Linked DNA regions of Homo sapiens: region 2 is linked to region 1. A link is an interaction called in ENCODE POLR2A ChIA-PET data of the cell type or tissue named here. Cell type or tissue: OCI-LY7. All regions are shown on one strand.

What was found. Peaks named below come from ENCODE experiments on the same cell type or tissue, not always from the same donor. Only the 100,000 strongest peaks of a DNase experiment are listed, where the experiment ranks them.
Region 2: POLR2A ChIA-PET joins it to region 1 with 18 read pairs; 4 of 35 experiments call an interaction of 5 or more read pairs at or near these places.

Annotation. Positions count from the first base shown.
Region 1 is chr7:144,462,522-144,466,521 of GRCh38, forward strand. All of the region lies in intron 8 of TPK1 (thiamin pyrophosphokinase 1), which reads right to left. Among named protein-coding and RNA genes, the nearest start is that of NOBOX, 61 kb to the left of the region's middle. In OCI-LY7, no CTCF peak of the experiment used is centred here; no DNase peak of the experiment used is centred here.
Region 2 is chr7:144,400,867-144,404,866 of GRCh38, forward strand. NOBOX (NOBOX oogenesis homeobox) reads right to left here and starts at 2,827. Exons shown (of 8, transcript NM_001436401.1): 1 at 2,791-2,827; 2 at 180-731. The coding sequence starts at 2,827. In OCI-LY7, no CTCF peak of the experiment used is centred here; no DNase peak of the experiment used is centred here.

The DNA of each region.
Region 1 (4,000 bases):
AATGTCCAAGGAAGGGCTATTATAATTCTATTTGAAACTGGCTGCATTTATCTTCTTCTCTCTCAGAAGTCACATTTCCCTTGCCCTTGGATGAGGACTGGAATGCATTAGAAGGCTTCTGATGTTCAATTATTCTTCCTTCTCCACATTTTCTGTGTTATGACTCGGCCTGTTGATCGAAAAACAATTAGGCCAGGAAAATGCTGCTGCTTGGAGGAATCAAAACTAATTATGCCAGTTAGAAAATGTTTACAAAGATCATCAGTTTCAAACATTTAGCCCTTTCTAAAATAAACAAAATCGTTATTTTTATTTGTTAAAGAGAATTCCCTAATGTATTATGTCATCAGCATGTTCTACTCATAAAAGGCCCCATGTTCCAGTTAAAGAGCCAATCAGAGCTGCTTTAAGAAAAAAGAAAAGCTTACTGGGCTTATAAAATAAGAACCACAGTCCAAATCCACAAAATGTGACCTTTTTGCATTAATTATTAGTGGTAAAGTGAATGAACTGTGTAGAACTCTGTGAAAATTTTCAGTGTGGAAAATCAGTATCAGATTTAAACGTTTGTTCAAAGAGAAAGGCTGTCCACAGGCTGTTCTGAACTGATTTATTTTGCTCTGTTGCCTTCAAATCCTGTGTCTTGGTGTTGCCTCCTGTGGACACTGGCCTGCCCCAAAACCATCCCACAGGGGTGAGAATTATGACCTGCAGATGCCAAAGATGACTGAGTCGCAGCCATCCTAATCTCTTGCTGCCCGGCTGTAGAGCAAGGCAAGTCATTTTGTACTGCTGGGCCTCAGTGCCATCCCTGAAAACAGAGAGTTGATCTTTTCACTGTAATATTTTATGACTTTTGTTAAAAGTCCCTCAGGTGACCTCAGCATCCATTTGTAAAATGCCAATAATACTTGTCCCCAGTTACCTCTAATACTGCTATCGTGAAGATGAATGAGTTAATGTCTGTGAAGAGCTTTGACTTCTCCAGAAAAGTGTTGAAAATGTGTTGTATTATTATCATCATTTCATCTGCACTGAGGAAGCTTTAAAGTGGCATTTGCTTCTATCCTTCAAATGTCAACAGAGATTATTACAGGTACATCAAACAAACAGAAATGTCATAGAAAAGTGAAAAAAGAGAGGAACATGTGCAGTAGCATGGTATGATTACTTAACATCAATCTCAAACCTGCAGGTGGTATTTATACAAATAAGCTAAAGAGACATAATCCAGGCCCTTTTAGAATTTACCAGTCAAGAGGGTCTCTGTGAATCTGCTGTGATTCTGGGGGCTGCCGGATTTGCAAATCGTTCACTGCTCAATTGAACTCTTTTAAATTTAATTCGGCTGAAGTTTTTCTTTTATCAGATGGTGTCAGAAGTGGGATCCAAAATGGAGCTTCTAGCATCCCCCAGCAGTGCTGAGTGAATATGCAAGGTACCTGCAGGACCCACTTGTGTCCACTCATCTCTTAGAGCTGCTGGGGATCATGGGTAAGCTCCTTCTTGGATTTCGGAGCTCCGCTGATCTCTCACAGCCACTGGGGATCATGGGTAAGCTCCCTCTTGGATTTCCGAGCTCCACTGATCTCTCACAGCCACTGGGGATCATGGTTAAGCTCCCTCTTGGATTTCCCAGCTCCACAGATTTGTGTTTTGAGCTCTCTGAGTTTCTTTGAGCAAATTTCTGATCCAAACTGGGTTTGGAGTTGTGACAGAAACTGGACTGGGTACAGGAATGGATTTGATCTGGGAATTAACTGGCTTGGATCCAGTTAGAAGCCTCTTACATCTGACTGGGTCAGAAAGGAACTGGTAGTAAGCAGTAATATTGCAGGAGTTATAAAATTTGGCTTTTGAAAAATCAGATTTTTGTGTTATACCCCTTTGTTTCATTTTTCTTACACTTGGGTAGGAAAAAAAAATCACTGGCTAAGTTAATCAAGAGAAGCTGAGCGTAAGGCCAATATTTTAGGTAAAAATGGGATCCTTAGTTTCTGGAAAACTGAGTTCTTTCTGGCTTACACTTCAGGCCTGGGAGGCAGCGAAGTCTTACAGAAACAGCAAAATGTTACTAAAGATAACACAGTGGAATGTTCCGAATGAACAACAATGCATTTGAAGTACATTTTTAAAATGAGGGCTCTAAGTAAAGTCCCTTTTGTCTAAGAATGGGTTTGGCACTACAGCATGTCAACTGCTATTCTCTTTGGAATAATCTGCCTTGCACTCTTTGCTGACAACTGTGGGTGACAGGATTAGGCATGTACAGGATCGTGGGACATGGGGAGCTTTTTCCTCCCTAAAAGGGGAAACTTGAGAGATGATGGGCCTGCTGGAAAAGATCCCTTCGCTACCTAGAAGCAGCCGCCTGAACTTTTTTTTCAGTGTCGCTGCAATGGGTGGGTCTTTCTCTGGCCTCCCAGATCATTTCACCTTCCCCACCCTGCCTCAGGCAATGCTTTTCTCTTTCTCCTTTCTCTTTCTTATCTTTTCTATTACTCAGGGCAACCATCTTGCCCAGAGACCACAGGTTGAAACTCCTGGTTGGAGGTTGGATTAATGATGATGGAGCCCAACCAGGTGCAAATTTGAGCCTTGCCAGTTTGATACTGGGTGCTAATCAGAGCAGCTAATGTCTATGTTTTTGTCACATGTATTTTACTCTGGCCAGAACAGAAAAAGATAATTTTCTTTTCTGATGTGGCTTTGCCCCAGCGCGATGGTGTGGCAAGCTCAGTCATGGAGGCCGCTCAGGCAAAGAGAACCCAGAAGCCTGGCATGCCGGCAAAAGGGTAAGAATTTCTTACCAGTCAGACTTCTGGCTTCTCTCTTTCTGTGCAAATGGTTGACTGAATGGTAAAAATCACTGTTTATCTCCATCTTGTTTTATGTCCTTGGGAGCTTGACCTTGTTACCACGTGGCAGTACTTTCTCTTGGTCTCCTCCTTCCAGGGAACAGGAATTTTAGGGTTTATGTCATAATTAGCTCTAAAAATTATCTTGAGTAGTTAAAAGCCTGTGTAAGCTCACAATTAACTATTCTAGATGCTTTCTGGGAAGAACAGTGAAGACTGCCCTATGCTGTAGCTCAGTTGCTAAGGCTTTGCCCTTTCTTACTGGTGGTCTGGTTTCGATTCCCTGCTTGTGAAATAAAAGCCTTTTCATTTAATTTCTGCATGACCTTGTCTAGTCTCTTCTCCTTCATGTACTATCTTAAATTTTCCTTTCGCTGAGCACCTGGGAGGTTACCTTTGGTAAAGTTCAAAAGCCGGAAATATCGGAGTGAAGGTTAGGTACTATTAGAAGTCAATTTTCCATTTATTTGTGCTTGGGAAGATCTAGTCAAATTAACCAGATGACTGAATCCTTGAATTTACAGAAAGCCCTTGAAGTTCTGAAAGATTTGCCATGTAAATCCCTCTAAGATTCTGGCTCAATCTTGATCAATTCAGCCAGACCAACTGGTCCACTCAGGCCACCTCTTGCTGGTGAAATTCCCGCTCCTCTCACAAAGGCATCTTCCCTGCTGCCTGTGTCCCTACGCGGTGCCCTGCTTTCCTCTTTGGCTCCACTGCCCACTCGAGATTCCCTGTTACAGTGAGTACCTGCCACTCTAGCTCCTCCAGATCTCCTGCCACCCTCCTGCACCAGCCCCTCCCCGACCCCTGCTTTACCCTACGAGGGCCACCGGCATGACTTGACCTCTGCTCCTTTAATAATAGATGGTTCTTTCTTATATCTCAGCCTGAAACTGTGACAGTCCCGAAAATGAAATCTCAGTGGTCATGGTGGCTTTTCATTGTCTTGTGGAAAAATATTTACAACACAGAAATAGGGGATGAGTGTTTACCATCAAGCAGAATCCATTCAATCATATGGCTGTTTTTAGAATAGAATTTCATTTAGTGAGAGTCTGACCGCTGCCTTTTGGGGAAAACATCATTTGATTTAAGTTCAGATGGTCTAATATTAACAGATATGATTTGTTATAGCAAAG
Region 2 (4,000 bases), 62 kb before region 1:
ACCTTCCCTCTGAGGGTCAGAGATAGTTGCACTACCGCGGCCCAAGAGAGAATCCGGGACGAAGTGACATACAAACTAACCCCATCCCTCAGGTCTCCTGGGGGTAGATTCTTCACACAGCCCCACCTTTCCCCAGGATGACCCCAGATCTCTTCGGTTTCCTCTCTTTAGGGACTTACCTGAGCGGTATAGGGTTCGTGTCTTTTTCCTAATTTGGCAGGTCACTTCCGGGGGCCCCTGCTTGTGGTCTCTGTTTTGGTTGCTCTGCGCCAATGTACTGAGGAGATTGGCCAGGTGGCAGGGCCCCCGGCCTGACCCACAGGGCACTGGGTTGTGTGTGGCACGGGCTGAGTTAGGGGCACCCGGAGATGATGTTGGGGCCAGACCCATGGCATTAGGCTTTTTCTGCTTCCCGGGGGCTGGAGAATAGGACCTCTTTCCTATCTTCACCTCTCCCACTGGGAGGGAACAATCTTCCCCCTGAGTCTGGGGCCTGGAGCGGGCTAGAGTTCTGTCTTTGTGGGGAGCCCTGGAGCGGGGGGGCGGGCACAGTCTCCCAGCATCAGCCCCGGTGGCTTCTCCAGAGACTGCTGGCGGCTTCTTCTCTCCTGAGATGGTGCAGGAGGGTGGCAGTTCCTCACTCTGAGTGTCCTGAGCATGAGGGGCTGAGCCCCGGAGCAGTTCCTCCTCCCCGGGTCCTGCAGCCAGGGGCTTCTCTCCAGCTTTCTGGCCTGTGGGGAGCCAACATCCACTGACCTTAGCACCAGGGAGAAGGAAGAACTGGACCAAGAGGAAGTGCTGCTTCCTGCTTTGCAAACGGTTTGATCTTAAGCTTTAATTTGTCTACCTATCAAATGGGGTAATAATTCCACACTTACCTTCCTAGCTTGACTATTGTGAGGATTAAATCAGATAACCCAACTTCTTTGAAAAATGTAGACAAATTTATGCAATTCTGAGACGGCGTTAGCTCATGGTATCTCCTAATTTGGGGGTACTCACCCCTTGTGAGTTCCCTTTTCCCAGACACCAGGGGTATGAGTTTGAGGGACTGTTCAGGTATCTCTAAGGGATCATGTTGGGGCTGCGGATGGACCAGGAAGACAAAGAGAAACAGATTGACAGAGATTCTGCTTCTCCCAAGGCGGGATGCTGTTTCTGCTGCACAACAGGCATTATTGCTTGGAGAAGGGACAAGAAAGGATTCGATTGTCTCCAGCAGCCGAGGCAAGAGCATCAAAAGAGATAACAGGGAGAACCATGGAACTCTGTCTCTGCCAACTCTCCTCAGCTCCATACATGCCCCCCCGCCCGCACCCCCCACCCCACTACCATCCAGCACATCCACTTCCTCCCCCTCCCTGCAAAGCAGGATCTCACTCTCTGGTAAACCTCTCTTTCGAGTAAGGAAACTGGGACCCAGCTAGAACTAAAAACCCTACCACTCATCCCTAAAGCTTGCCTTCCTTTCTGTGAGCTGACTGATGCATTGGGAGCTTATCATGTTCCAGGCATGGCGCTAAGCACCTTTCAAAGATTAGCACAGTGCATATTTAATCTCTGCAAGAACGGCACTGCTAATATTCCCTTCTAACAGATGAAGAAATGAGGATGAGACAGCAGAGTAATATGTCCAAGATCACACAGCACCCTGAGCACGTACTCTGTGTACTTAATCACCACATGGAGTCCTTCCTGGGGCCATCAAATGATCCCCCCACTTTCACCTCCCAACTGACTCATAACTCCAAGAACCCTCAGCTCAGGGAGCTGCTTTATCATTTCCAACTAAATTGGAACATTTGTAATGAATGCTAAGTAACGACTAAGAGCTACTGTTACTTTAATGAAAATTGCATGAGATAGGTCTTAAGGAATAACATTTTTTTTTTTTTTTTTTTTTTTTTTGAGATGGAGTCTCGCTCCGTCGCCCAGGCTGCAGTGACATGGTGCAATTCTGGCTCACTGCAACCTTGGCCCCCTGGGTTCAAGCGATTCTCGTGCCTCTGCCTCCCAAGTAGCTGGGATTACAGGTGTGTGCCACCACACCCAGCTAATTTTTGTATTTTTAGTAGAGATGGGGTTTTGCCATGTTGGCCAGGCTGGTCTCCAACTCCTGACCTCAGGTGGTCCACCAGCCTCGCCCTCCCAACGTGCTGGGATTACAGACTTGAGCCACTGCGCCTGACCCTAGGAATGACTTTGTAACAGAGTGTCAAGGAAAAAGGTCATGGTCAAGGGTGCTGTTCCAAGTCCTTTCCTAGGACACAGGCTGGACCCGACTTGCATGAGAGGGTCTGGGCTGGTGAAGAGGGTGAGCAGGCCTCTATGGAGTGAAGGGACAAAGCTGGCTGGTGGTGTGGGGAAGCAGGGACAAATTTGTTTTACAGCATTTTAGGAGAGCTTGTACTGTAGCAAAAAGCCTGGTACCCAGCACTGTGGGTGCTCCGTAAGCACGTGTCCTATGGGAGTGATGTGCGCTAGTAAGAAGGGGACGGGTGTCAGACCTAAGACTAGAAGGGTCCTGGGGCTCCCAGGGTTCTCTCCCCTGCGCGCTGGGAGACTGGAGGCGGGCAGGGGGCGCGGGGGAGCGGGGAGGGGGGTTGCAATCCCAAAGCACAGGGGGCAGTGAGGTCGGCCTCCTCCCACCCTACCCCACCCGACTCCACCCGGCCCTCGGCCTACTGAAGCTCTTAGGTCGGCTAACGCTGACCTGGTGATCACAGGCCTCCCCCCCTCCCCGAACCCCCAAAGCCTGACCCCCTCGCACGACGGGGTCTCCACACTCACCCAGCGGTCCCTGGCAGGGATTCTCTGTGGGTTCCATGGCCTGGACTCCCGCCGCCGCGGCCGGCCCGTGATGCACAGGCGCGGCCTAATGAAGCCTCGCCGGGCGGGCAGGTGTGCAGCCCGCACGGGCCGGGCCGGGCCGGGGGAGCCGTAGCCCGAGGCTGCGCCCCCTCACCCCCACCCCCACCCCCAGGGCGAGGCCGGCCCGGGAGGCTCGGCTGGGGCAGCTGCGAGGGCGGGGAGGACCCGGGCCTGGGCGCCGCCTGCTCCGCTCCCCCCAGCCAGGAGCCCAGGCCCAGGTGCGGGTCTCCTTCAGGCGGCCCCTCCCGTGGCGGGGCTGGAGGGCGAGGCTGGGGTGGGAGGCGGGAGCGAGGCTACCCGGTGGTCTTCGGGGGGCTGGGCCCAGCCGTGGGGCTCACCCACACCCTATGGAGGACTCAGTCCTGGATCGTGGCTAAAGCCCTTCCCTGTGGACTGTGGAAGGCGATTTCTAGAGCCACTCCTCAAAGGGGAAGCGCTGGGTTGCCCAACTCCCATGCTAGGGCCCCTCCAAGCCTCAGTATTAAGGAGCTTCAAAGTCCCCTTCCTGATTTTGTTTGTTTTTGTTTTTGAGACGGAGTCTTGCTCTGTCGCCCAGGCTGGAGTGCAGTGGGGGATCTCGGCTCACTGCAACCTCTGCCTCCCGGGTTCAAGCGATTCTCCTGCCTCAGCCTCGCGAGTAGCTGGGACTACAGGCGCCCGCCACCACGCCCGGCTAATTTTTTGTATTTTTAGTAGAGACGGGGTTTCACCACGTTGGCTAGGCTGGGCTAGAACTCCTGACTTCAAGTTATCTGCCCGCCTGGGCTTCCCAAACTGCTGGAATTACAGGCGTGAGCCACAGCGCTCGCCCCCCGTACTGATTTGAGGGTCTCCAGAGCACAAAGGCTGCACCGGATGATGAAGAAGGAGCTGAAAGAGCCACAGACTCCGTAGATCCGGTACAGTCCACACACAGGAAATTCAGGTACAGCCAGGGGCGGCCCTGCCAGGGACGGTGTGGTTACTGTGTTTCCATCCATTTGGTGTTTCGATTTTATTCTCTGAGAATGGAAGGGACTTTCTTGGGGGAGATCTCACAGGGGTGCAGCCTTATGATTCCTGGTTCACGGAATGTTTCTTACTATCTTTATACAAACAAAATCAGAATTTAAAAATTCTTGCCTCTTCT